4 separate regions of the Homo sapiens genome follow, and all the other regions are linked to region 1. A link is a contact called in ENCODE Hi-C or POLR2A ChIA-PET data. All regions are on one chromosome and are shown on one strand. The core of a region is the stretch at or near the end of the contact, and the rest is flanking DNA. Distances in the headings are between cores, read along the strand shown.

Region 1 (2,855 bases), core at 236-2,735:
AATGAGGTATGTGCAGCAGGTAATGGAGACCGGAGCCCAGAATATGGCCCAGCTTGAGTGTGATCAGTGAAGACGTCAGGGTGACATGCACTGACAGTCCCTCATCTCTGGTTCCTGGCTTGCATGTCTGCAGACAGCAGCTACAGTTTGGCAATGTAGGCAAGAAGGATGGGTCTCCCTGGGGTATAGCCTCTCAATTTATTTTCTTTCTTCCTTCCTTCCTTCCTTCCTTCCTTTCTTTCTTTTCTTTCTTTCTTTCTTTCTTTCTTTCTTTCTTTCTTTCTTTCTTTCTTTCTTTCTTTCTTTCTTTCCTTCCTTCTCTTTTCTTACTCTTTTTTTCGTTTTTCTTTTTTTTGAGATGGAGTCTCACTTTGTTGCCCAGGCTGGAGTGCAGTGGCATGATCTCAGCTCACTGCAACCTCCACCTCCCGGGTTCAAGCGATTCTCATGTCTCACCCTCCCAAGTAGCTGGGATTACAGGCATGCACCACCATACCCAACCAAATTTTTTGTATTTTTTTTTTTGAGACAGTTTTCACCATTTTGGCCAGGCTGGTCTCGAACTCCTGACCTCAAGTGATCCGCCCGCCTCGGCCTCCCAAAGTGCTGGAATTACAGGCATGAACCACTGCACCTGGCTGAGCCTCTCAATTTTCAAGGAAAGTCAGACTCTGTGCAGAAGGGAACCCCACAGGATGTGGTAACGAAGTTTGCATGGGCTAGCCTGGGAACCTGACTGTTTGCATGAGCTAGCCTGGGAACCTGACTGTCCACATGCTGTGAAACCAGCAACTCACTCAATCTGCAAGAAGACCTGGGGGTGGGATTGTTCTCTGCTGGGCTCAGGCCACATCAGGGGCTCTTATCCAACCTTGCCTGCCCAGCCAATGGATGACAGTGAGCTGGGAGGAAGCTCATTGACTAGGAAAGGGTCTCCACCTCTTGCCTTCCTGGCCTCCATATGGACCCACTGTGTGACCCTGACCAAGTCCCCAAATCTCCCTTGAGTGCTGGGATGAATAAAGCTGTGCTGGGTGGCCTCCCAGGCTGCAGCCCAGATCCAGAGGCTCCATGATCTCCCACTATCACCAAAAGGTAACATCTGTGGGGCCCAGCTTGGGGCTCTGGTCTCCTGGGAAGTTTGGTCTTTTGGGTTCAGGAACTGACTCCAAAGACCAAACTTGGTTTGGCTCAAATTTGGCTGCTTAGCAGGGGAGATCCCTTGGCTCTTGTGGTCTGGGCTTGGCAGCCCTAAGCTGTTCCCCGAGCCATGTCATTACTCTCACTTCCTCCTCCCCTTTCCTCCCACCCCACCCCCATTCTACTCCCTCCCTGCCACCCACACACTCCCCTCTCTTAATGAGTCCCAGGGAGATGCTGCCTGCCTTACATCACCTTCCCCGTTGGCAGAAGAGAGGCCCCGAGAGCCCCTGGCATGCTTGGCTCTGCTAAGCGCGGCCCTGACTCAGGGTTTCCATGGTAATAGCACTCGCAACAACAGCCTTGGCTTGTTTCCAGGGCAGATGACAACCATGACAGCCAGTCAGACTGCGTCCAGCTGTGCCTGCAGCCAGAGGGGACAGGGATGCTGAGTAGGGGTGGCTCTCCTGCCCCTCTCTCTAGAGCCCGCCCAGGTTCTACCCTGGACTATCCTACTTGCCTGGACAAGGACAAGCTCAGCATGGATGTTAGGATGCAGGAGGAGCCCTGGATGGGGACCCAGGACCTAGGAACAGGCCAGGCCATATGGTTGTCTTGCTGTGCAAATTGGGCAGGACTGTGCCTTCTGTGGGCCTCTACTATACTAGAAGGCTGGGCTAGACCATGGAGCTTCAGGGCTGTCTGATTCTCCCAGGAGAAGATTCTTGGTATTGGGGGATAGTTTCCCCTCATTGCAGGGGCCAGCATTGTCCCTGCCTGGAGCCTTTCCTTCCCTATCTTCCAAGGCTAAGTGTGGGGTCTAGGCCCTTCTCTGTGGCCTGGAGGGGGCCTGGATCCAGGTGATTGGGCTAAGTGGTCTCTCTGTGAGATCACTGGCTCTAACCAGGGAGCTACCCCTCCTCGGAGAAGGCTCACTGTTGTTCTGATGCAGCCCTGTGTTCCTGTAGACTCTCATCAGAAGGGGATGCACTGTGTTGCAAGGGTTGCCCTGGAACCCCCAATATTGTGACCTCTTTGGGCTGTGCTGCTTCCAACAGTTCCACAATTCTTAGTTCCAAATATTACAGAAGAAAAAGTAAACTAGAGATGGTTAGAAAGGGGAGCCTCCCAAAAGAGCCTCCTACACTCGTGCCATATCATGGCAGTCACTTAAACACACGTTTCTCAAGATCATCTCCTGTTGACATTCCACATTAGGCCATTTTGCAGATTTCAGCCCTCAGGGAGGTAAAGCATGAGCTACTGCTATTTCACTTACCAATTGCCGTGTAGCAAAACTACCTCCAAAGAGCCATATTATGATCTCTCATAGTCCTGTGGGTTGGCTGGGCTCAGCAAGGCAGTTCTTCTGGTCCCACTAAAGCTTTTCGTGTGTTCTAGTTAAATAGTGGTTGGGCTAGTGTCATCCATAGACTGCTCACTGTAGTGCCAAGATCTCACTTCTCTATGTGGTCTTCCTGGAGAGCACCTGGACTTTTTAGATGATGGCTCATAGCTTCCAAAAATTTAGAATCTAAGAGGGAAGACGTGGAAACTCACAGTCCTCCTAGCTCTAAAAGCTGAGCCCCAGTTGTGCCTTTTCTGCTACCCTGCAGACATAAAGCTGGTTCAAAGTGGGAAAGAACCTATTTCTGAATAAGGTCACACCCTGAGCTTCCAGGTGGACATGAATTTTGGGTGGGTGCTACCTCTGT
Region 2 (2,855 bases), core at 173-2,672, 670 kb after region 1:
TGAAAAAAAAAAACTTCCATAAAATGAGGAAATCAAACATAGGCTGGAAGGTGAGATGGGTTTGCAGAAACCACAGAGAGGAAGTAAATTCTAGACTTGAGGAACCACAAATAAAATCCCTATACCGCCGTGGTCAAACTAGAAACCAGTCCCTGACACAGTTCCTGACTGCAGCTGTTAGAACCTGATAAAGAAAGGCAGCTTTAACATGCAGCCTACAGCACTGAGAAGGGCATACGTCGAGCCAGTCATCTACCAAACAACATCAAGAACAGGCATCACCATACATTTAGGCAGCTTTTCCCATCACAAATTGAGAGCAAGCACCACATGAGGTCTGGCGGAATACGTATGCTTTCCCCAAGACACTGATTAAAAAACACCCGGCATGTCTACAGCACATTCTGTGAGTTTTCATTTAATAGTTTTCAAAGCATTTTAATAGCTACCTAGAACTTGATTCAATAAGCAGAAAACTTGAGAAACTCTAAGAGGTAGGTACATATTATCTGTTTTAGAGACAGGTAATTTGGAGAATGCAATTTCTCAGTAATGACTCAAGGTAAGCCAGGAATACCACCTATTAATTCAACCATTATAACTCCAGCCCAATTATCTGATTCACGATCTCTAGAACCTCAGATGAAACTGGACCCATATGTAATTAACTAAAGAGTTGTCTGTGAAGCCATTTTGGGATTCAATTAAAAAAAAAATTAAAGGCCACAGATAAAAAGAAATGATGATCAATATTTAGATCCATTAGGGATTACAAAATGCTGGATATCCTAATGTTGTCATTCCTTGTTCAGTCACTAGTGGATATGCTTTTATAAAGAGAAATTTCCTCACATTTACTATTTGGTTACCCAGTGGTTCAAGTCATAAGGAAAAGGCAGACTAGATACTTCAATCTTTCTCTTTGCCAGTTTTTAAAAAATGAGTTGGTGGTTGGGTGCGGTGGCTCACGCCTGTAATCTCAGCACTTTGGGAGGCCAAGGTCGGGGGACCGCAAGGTCAGGAGATTGAGACCATCCTGACCAACATGGTGAAATCCCGTCTCTACTAAAATACAAAAAATTAGCCAGGCGTGGTGCCGCGCGCCTGTGGTCCCAGCTACTCGGGAGGCTGAGGCAGGGGAATTGCTTGAACCCAGGAGGCAGAGGTTGCAGTGAGCCAAAATTGCGCCACTGCACTCCAGCCTGGGCGACAGAGTGAGACTCCGTCTCAAAAAAAAAAAAGTTGGTTCACTAGCATCCTCTGGCAGTGACCAGTTCAGAGAGCTGCTGTCACTGTTTTGTGGTATCATCATGAGCTAATGGATTTAAAGCACCCACAGGCTTCCATCCGTTGTGGTTGTTCTGATTGACACTCCCATTGTCCTGTCTTTGGCAAGCAGGGCCTCTAAAGCGGTTTGCTCCCAAGCCCTCCCACAGGGTCCCGGCAGGCCTGGGTGGAGTTCTTGTTCCCTGGGTTGTTCCAGGCTCATCTTTTATAGTTTCTGTTTCAAACCTCCTATCAATCATTTCCCCAAAGAGCCCTGGTTTCTTTTAAAGTGAACTGCTAATGTAAAGACCTCGGTTCAGGAAGTAGAGCTGCTTATTCACTGCTGGTGTCACAACTACCTTAGAAAACAATGTATCACAGTTTTGTAACATTGAACTTTGGTACCCCTGTGGTCTAAGCAGCTGCTCTCTTCGGGTAATAGGGATCAGGAAACTGTGGCCACTGGGTGAAATCCTGCCCACAGTTTTTGTTTTGGTATGGCCTGAAAGCTAAGAATAATTAAGAATTCACGTTTTTAAATCGTATTTTTAATCCAAAATAACATTTTATGACACATGAAATTTATATCAATAGCTGATAACACAGAAAGACAGACATTATCTCCTGACAGAAAAACACATCACCACCTATGCAACAGTACTGCCCAAAACAAGCAAACAAAAACAATATCAAACCTGAATCTAATCAACCACCTAGATCCAAATGTCAATGTATAGGAAACATTATGAATAGCGAGACATGTGAAATACCACCACAAGAATGTAATCAGCAAAACACAGGCTGTGAAAAACACTTGGGGAGAAAAGCCTAGGAAAATGTAAAAAAGAAAGAGATGAAGAGAGGGAGAGTGGCAAACATTAAAAGACTTAAACGACCTACCCACCAATTCCAACATATGGATGTTATTTGAATCATGATTCAACCTATTTTAAAAACTATGACATTTCAGGCTATTGGAAATCTGAACACTAACTGACCATATTAAGAAAATGTAATTCATTTCTCCTTGGAGTGATAATGGTCATGTGCTTGTTTTTAAATGTAGTCCTTATCTTTTGGAGATAGTGACCTACTTAATGATGTCTGGAATTTGCTTCCAAACAGCACGAGGGCGTGGAGAAAGTGGACGGGGGCAGCATGAAGAAAGATGGGCTGCAGCTAATTCAGGCTGGGTGGAAGCTGTGTGGGAATTCATTACAGTATCTATGTCTTGCATGCTTGAAGCTTTCATTTATTAAATGAATTTAAAAGTTTAAATGGAAGAAAGCAGATATCATAATTTATAATCCATATTCTTGCCTACTCTTGATATGGCCATTAACGTGCTAGGGCTGTCATAATCAAGTATCACAAACTGGGTGACTCAAATAACCAAAATTTATTCTCTAGTTTTGGAAGCTCCAAGTCCAAGATCAAGGTGGCAGCAGGATGGGCTCCTTCTGAGGGCTGTGGTGGCAGGGTTTGTTCTAGGCCTCTCCTTGCTTCTGGCAGCTGGCTGCCTTTTCCCTAAGTCTCTTCCCATCATCTCCCCTCTACGTGTGTCTGTGTCCAAATTTCCTCTTCCTATA
Region 3 (2,855 bases), core at 94-2,593, 550 kb after region 1:
GCCATCCGGGGTGAACAAGAGGCTTCTGGGGGCGTTTTCTTCCACTGGAGCTGGCCTGTGTGGGGCTTCCCCAAACATGAAGGCCCAGGAAAAGCCTGTGTGCAACCCCAGAAATGAGACAGAACTAGAGGGGGAGCAGGAATAGGTCCCTAGGTCCAACCAGGTGACATTGGTTTAGCTCAATGTCGGGTAGTATCTAGCCTTCCATCAGATGCCCTTTTTTTTCTTTTTTGAGAAGGAGTTTTGCTCTTGTCGCCCAGGCTGTAGTGCGGTGGCACAGTGGCACGATCTCAGCTCACTGCAACCTCCACCTCCCCAGTTCAAGCGATTTTCCTGCCTCAGTCTCCCGAGTAGCTGAGATTACAGGCATGCGCCACCACCCCTGGCTAATTTTGCATTTTTACTAGAGACGGGGTTTCACCATCTTGGCCAGGCTGGTCTCAAACCCCTGACCTCAAGTGATCCGCCCGCCTTGGCCTCCCAAAGTGCTGGGATTACAGGTATGAACCGCCGCACCTGGCCGACATCTTTCTTTTTTCTCCTTTCTCCATCCTAACCTTGCCAGTTTTCTGCCAGGCGGGATACAGTGTTTTCAAATCCCAGTTCCATCGCTTACAACGTGAGTCGCTCCATCTCTGAGCCCGTGTTCGCATTTGTAAAATGGGAATGACGCCGCCAGCTCTTTGGGTTGCTGGGAGGATGAAATGAGAAGACCCAAGTAAAGCACTTACGTCAGTGCCCGCCACCCCGGGAGGACTCGCATATTACTATTAATATATTAGGCCAGCTTACACTGGGTTTTGTCACTGACAATAGAGTTTGAGCAATCCAGGGCCTGTTACTGACACCACACCATGCTATAGTCACAAAATCACATATGCTTCCAGGACTCCTCCTCGAAAGAGTAAAGCTTTAAGTGTAGTGTGTGCTCAAGGGCTACGTTTCAGTTCGATGGATACCAGGAAGACACCTGTTCCCTGCGTCCTCTCCACGCCCCAGGCCGGGCGCCCACACCCTGCTCCTCCTGACGCCGCACAGCCACGCACCCAGGTACCCTCTCCGCCACCCCTTCTCCTCGCCTGCAGGCGGTGTCCACACCGCCCTCTCCGCTCCTGCAGACCGGGTCCTGGAGGGCGGCCGGGCGGTCCACGGGCCGGTGTCGCGCCGCCAGAGAGAACGCGGCAACTCGCTTCAGCCGACTCTGGACTCCTGACCTGGCGCGACCCCGGAAGTGGGCGGGCGCGCGACCTCGAAGCCAGCACCGACGCGGCGCACCGCAGCCAATCGCACGTCCCAGGTCGCAGCGTCCTGGCGAGGCTGGCCAATGGGCACGGGGCCTGATGCCGCTTCCGGCCCACCCTCTTGCCCGGTCCCCGGGAGGGCCGGTCCGCTCCTCCCGGACGCCGAGGACCTACCACCGCGACTTCGCCCCGCCCGGCGCGGGCCCAGGTGAGTGCAGAGTGGCGCCCCAGCTGCAGCGGCGGCCAGGGCCGTGGGAAAGAATGGGGCGATGAAGGGCTGGGCACGCCGCCTTCCCCACCACCCCCAGGCTGTTTGCTCGCGGGGAGGGAGGAAGGAGGGACCGCACTTGTCATCTCGCCTGCACACCTGGAAGGTGCCGCCCCCGTCCCCTGCCCTGGAACGCCCACAGGCTAGCGAAGTTGCCTGGTGCAGGTGACGCCCCCATTCCAGCCTTTGGACTGGAGCCATAGGAGAAGCGGATCGCGGGATCCTGGTTGTTTTCGAGAATCACGCAGCAAGGGGCCTGCCTATCCCTCTCCCTGGGTATTGATGGGAGCAAATCTGCTTGTCGTAAGATTAGCTTTGGCAGATGGTCAGGGCCCAGAGCTCCGACATATGCTACTGGTGGCAGTGCAGGGGCCCCACCTGTCACCCAAGTGCACAGCACTGGGCTGAACGCCAGGCTGACTCAGGACACCTCCTGCCCGGTGGGGCTGGGCGGACCCTATTCTTCAGGAAAGAATCAACTACCATGCAAGTTCTGCTGCTTTTTCCCACCTTTTAGGACCCTGATGTCGCTTTTGAACAGCCCCTGCACCTGGCAGCCAGCGAGCTACTGTAGTAGGCATTGCCGACTGTTTGCATACCGGATGGGAGTGACAGTGTAATAGAAAAACAAGCAAGAAACCTTTTAGGTAGGACTCCTAAGGCTCAGAGGAAGTAAGTGCTTGCGGAGCGTTCTTTGTACTGTGTCTTTTCCTCTACCACATCTCTGTCCCCGCCTCTCTTGGGTGCTTTTTTTGGTCTCTGAAAGGATCTGTGAATAAACTGAGACAGAAAGGCAGATGGCTTTGAGGGTGGCGAGCAGACCTTCTTCGTGGAAAGACTGAAGGTTCAACTCAAATTCATCTTGTAGAAATTCTTGGTGAATTCGAGGCTGCTGATTTGGAAGATTTTCCTCCATCCCTCTAACCCTACAAAACAAACAAGTCCCAGGATCCCTGAATCATGGGGCTTCATGTTCCAACCCCCCTTTCAAGAGTCCTCTGACCCAGTGACCCTGTGTAAGTTGCCTGATCAGCTCACAGCCAGAAAGTGGCCCATGAGGAGCTAGGGGGAGCCTCTTGGCAGAGGCAGAAAGAAAGTGTGGCTGACCAAGGATGGTTACCGGATGTCAACTGTAGCTAGGAAGTGACGACAGGTGCCTGGGTCTCTACTCTGAAGGGAGTTTGTAAATACAGCAACCCCCCACCCCTCCCTTTCACTGTAGCAGAGTCTTCTCCCATTAACTGCCCAGAAGATTCAATGATGTCTATGAGGAAATTAGTGCTTAGTCATTTATTTGAAGGAAAGTCAAAATCTCCTTTCATTGAGCTCAACCTGCAGACTGAGTC
Region 4 (2,855 bases), core at 149-2,648, 520 kb after region 1:
CACCTCGGGGCCCTATAAAAACCAAAAAGCGTGTGCAGGTCCAATGCGAGGATATGAAAAAAATAACTCCTGCCTCAAAGAAACACGGGGTTTCCATCCTGGTCCAGCTCGTGGAAGAGCGTTTCAAGCCAACTTTGGATAAAGCAGCTCTTACGGCCGTCGCTTCTCCCACTGAGGTCTGTCCTGCTGGTGCACTTACTTCCAAATGCCCCTTCCGGGAAAATGAAACCTTCCACCACCTTCGACGATCAACTGCAGAGTAAACTTGCGGAAAGTGAAGGAAAAAGCAGACACCTGATTCCTTGCAAGTCCCAGAACAAAGACGAAAGGACCACGAGTCCCGTTGTTACCATTTCTACATCCCAATCACTTGGGGTGCAATGCCCCAAGATCTAGGAAAAGGAATCCACCCTTTTGCCCCCACAAAATGTGTTCAGAGCCAAGGGTGAGCGGACCCGCACTCTCCCACACCGCATTCGGGCAGCCTGTCTGTCCCTCCCATAAAGGGCTCTGGTCAAGATCCAAGTCAAGCCGGACCCACTCCCACAAGCAGAGCTGTGAGGTCCTGGGGGTTAGGGCGGGGGTCCTCAGAGCTTCCAGGGCCAGTCCCCAGGCTGCAGACCCACTCACCTGCAGACAGGACAGCCTCCTACGACCACGATAGAGTTGGCAGGATAGCGGGTGACGGTCCGGCTGTGGATGTTGTAGACCCTGGGATGGTGGGTGGGTATCCCTGTGGGCGGGAAAGCAGGTCATTAGGGTGCAGGGAGGAGAAATCGGACCGCCACGGGGACTACTCATCCTGTCCCCTCAACCTCCACCCCGCTAAAAAAGCCCCCGGTCTTTTCCACCCTCGGGACGGCCACCGCGGGCCTGATTCGGCGCTAATCTGCCAACAGCGAGCGCCTCGTGACACAAAGTTCATCTGGGGCAGGGATCCGGCCCCGCCGGGTTACGACGGGCCCGAGGACTAGAGCCCCGGGGGGGAGGCTGGCCCTCGGCGGCGCCGGGTCCCGAAGCCAGCCCGGGGACCTCCAGCTCCAGGAAGGACCCCCGGGCGGGCCCCACCCGCCTCCGGACCCACGTCCCCCGACCGGGCTTGCCACCTCGGAAGCCGCCGGCGGGGAAAGTTGGTTACGGGCCCACCTGTGACGAGGTAGGGGTAGGGCGGCGGCGGGGGCGCGGCGGGGATGGCGCCGTAGCCGTGCGGGCCGCACGCGTAGTCGCCCTGGCCGGCCTCCAGGTTGTAGGCGGGCGGCCGCTCCTGCAGCAGCGGCTTGTGGTCCATGGCGGCCCGGCCGCGCCCGCCGCTCCGGCCCGGCTCGGCTCGGTCGGCCCCGGCGGGGGACGCGGCGGCGGCGGCGGGGACGCGGCGGACCGGGTGGCTCGGGCCCCTCTGAGGCAGACGCGGGGCGGGGCGGGGCGGGCGCGAGCCGCGGGCTTCCCCCGCCCTCCCGGGCCCAGTCACAAGACCGGGGTCACGTGGGCGGCGGGAGGCGGGGCTCGGGGGCGGGGCCGGCGGGGCGTCTTAAAGGGGCCGCGCCCTCCCGAAGCCGCCCCGCCGGCGGCGCCTCTGCACTCCGCCCCGCCCCGCCGCCGCTGCTCTCTAGACCTCCCGTGGCGGGGAGACCCCCCCCCCCGCCCATCCCCCACGACGACCCAGAGACGCCCCATAGGGTCATGACCTTTAGGGCTCGCGGATGCACCCCCACCTCCCCCTACGCCCCGATCTCCCAGGCCGGCCGAGGTCCCCCTACCGGTGGAGGAGGGGGAGGGCGGGGCCTGAGAGGGGGCGGGGCCGGGTGGGTCCCAGGCCGCCCCAACGCCAGCCCTCTGCCCCTATGATCGCCAGCGCTTCCAGCAATACAAAGGGCACACCCGGGTGTGCACCTCAGCTGCGGCCTGCGCGGTGCTCAGCTGCGGCGCATTCCCTCCGTTTGCCTTTTTTTGGACAATTAGGTGATTGACGGGGGTAGTAGCCAGTGCTTACAAATAACTCCCCCGTTTGGGGACAAAACTATAAATACTGGGCACCTGCCGCGTCTCCTCAGTTTCCCTAATCTTCAGGCAGCCCTGCCAGGTGTTTTGCTTACCCCTGGAGGACAACACGGGATCGGGCTCAGAAGGGGGAGGGATTTGGCTGTGGCAGGTGCGGGTCAGAGCCCGTATCTAAACCTGGGTGTTTTCTGGCCTCGGGGACTGCGTCAGGCGCCCTCGTTGAAACATTTCCTCATACAAGGCTTCACGGGTTGGCCAGGACAACTTTAAAACGAACGATTGGAACGTTCAGGATTGCTTGCGTCCTTAGCGCCTCTGCACCTTTTCAGGGGCACCTGTATCCGTTACTGTATTCTGTCTCCAGTTTTCTCACCTGCATTTTGATATCACCTGCACTGTAGCTCTGGGACGACTACAGCTCTTCTCGAACCGCGCCTTTTTAATTTTTAAAAAAAAAATTTGTAGGGGGTGCTGGGGGGGCTCTCTTGCTCTGTCACCCAGGCTGCAGTAGAGTGACACAGTCATTGCTCAATGCAGTCTCGACCTCCTGGGCCCAAGCCATCCTCCCACCTCAGCCTCCTCAGTAGCTGGGGACCACAGGCACACGCCACCATGCCCAGCTAATTTTTAAAAATTTTTGTATGGGATCTTGCTATGTGCCCAGGCCAGTCTCAAACTGCTGGCCTCAACCAATCCTTTTGCATCAGCCTCCCAAAGTGCTGGAATTACAGATGTCAGCCCCTGCACCCGGCCTTATTTTTATTTTTTAATAAGGGATCATCATTCACATGTATATATACACACACATACATATATATATATATATATATATATATATCTTTTTTTTTTTTTTTTTT

What was found. A loop is a pair of places that touch in the nucleus more often than their neighbours do. ChIA-PET counts read pairs that join two places held with the same protein, here RNA polymerase II (POLR2A). Pooled maps may share reads with other maps.
Region 2: a pooled map shows a loop between it and region 1 (14-fold over the local background). The contact joins two enhancer-like sites. A Hi-C loop is called at or near these places in 4 of 37 single-sample maps with no recorded cell type and 4 of 50 pooled maps. POLR2A ChIA-PET finds 5 or more read pairs at or near these places in 1 of 52 experiments (PC-9).
Region 3: a loop to region 1 is called in a pooled map, with 7 times the contacts of the local background. The contact joins the promoter of TECPR1 here to the enhancer-like site in region 1. A Hi-C loop is called at or near these places in 4 of 50 pooled maps.
Region 4: a map of CD14-positive monocyte shows a loop between it and region 1 (3-fold over the local background). The contact joins the promoter of BRI3 here to the enhancer-like site in region 1. A Hi-C loop is called at or near these places in 2 of 168 maps with a recorded cell type or tissue (both CD14-positive monocyte), 1 of 37 single-sample maps with no recorded cell type and 6 of 50 pooled maps. POLR2A ChIA-PET finds 5 or more read pairs at or near these places in 1 of 52 experiments (activated CD8-positive, alpha-beta memory T cell).

The regions. Positions count from the first base shown.
Region 1 is chr7:98,800,846-98,803,700 of GRCh38, reverse strand. No RefSeq gene overlaps it. Among named protein-coding and RNA genes, the nearest start is that of TMEM130, 68 kb to the left of the region's middle. RefSeq lists a silencer at 626-675. Within about 2 kb of position 1,485, at least 6 of the 41 ENCODE cell types and tissues checked have a DNase peak (open chromatin) inside an H3K27ac peak, as active enhancers do; they include CD14-positive monocyte, where a contact is called at or near this core.
Region 2 is chr7:98,130,643-98,133,497 of GRCh38, reverse strand. The region is part of intron 1 of LMTK2 (lemur tyrosine kinase 2); the gene reads right to left. Among named protein-coding and RNA genes, the nearest start is that of LMTK2, 25 kb to the right of the region's middle. RefSeq lists enhancers at 1-47, 607-1,107. Within about 2 kb of position 1,422, at least 18 of the 41 ENCODE cell types and tissues checked have a DNase peak (open chromatin) inside an H3K27ac peak, as active enhancers do.
Region 3 is chr7:98,250,720-98,253,574 of GRCh38, reverse strand. It overlaps TECPR1 (tectonin beta-propeller repeat containing 1), which reads left to right and starts at 1,343. Exons shown (of 26, transcript NM_015395.3): 1 at 1,343-1,449; 2 at 2,027-2,181. LOC124901706 (a long non-coding RNA gene) reads right to left here and starts at 1,216. Exons shown (of 2, transcript XR_007060448.1): 1 at 1,047-1,216; 2 at 1-691. RefSeq lists silencers at 1,057-1,156, 1,247-1,636 and an enhancer at 953-1,696.
Region 4 is chr7:98,280,229-98,283,083 of GRCh38, reverse strand. BRI3 (brain protein I3) reads right to left here and starts at 1,398. Exons shown (of 3, transcript NM_015379.5): 1 at 1,147-1,398; 2 at 631-733. The coding sequence starts at 1,288. RefSeq lists silencers at 907-1,246, 1,377-1,886 and an enhancer at 1,583-2,567.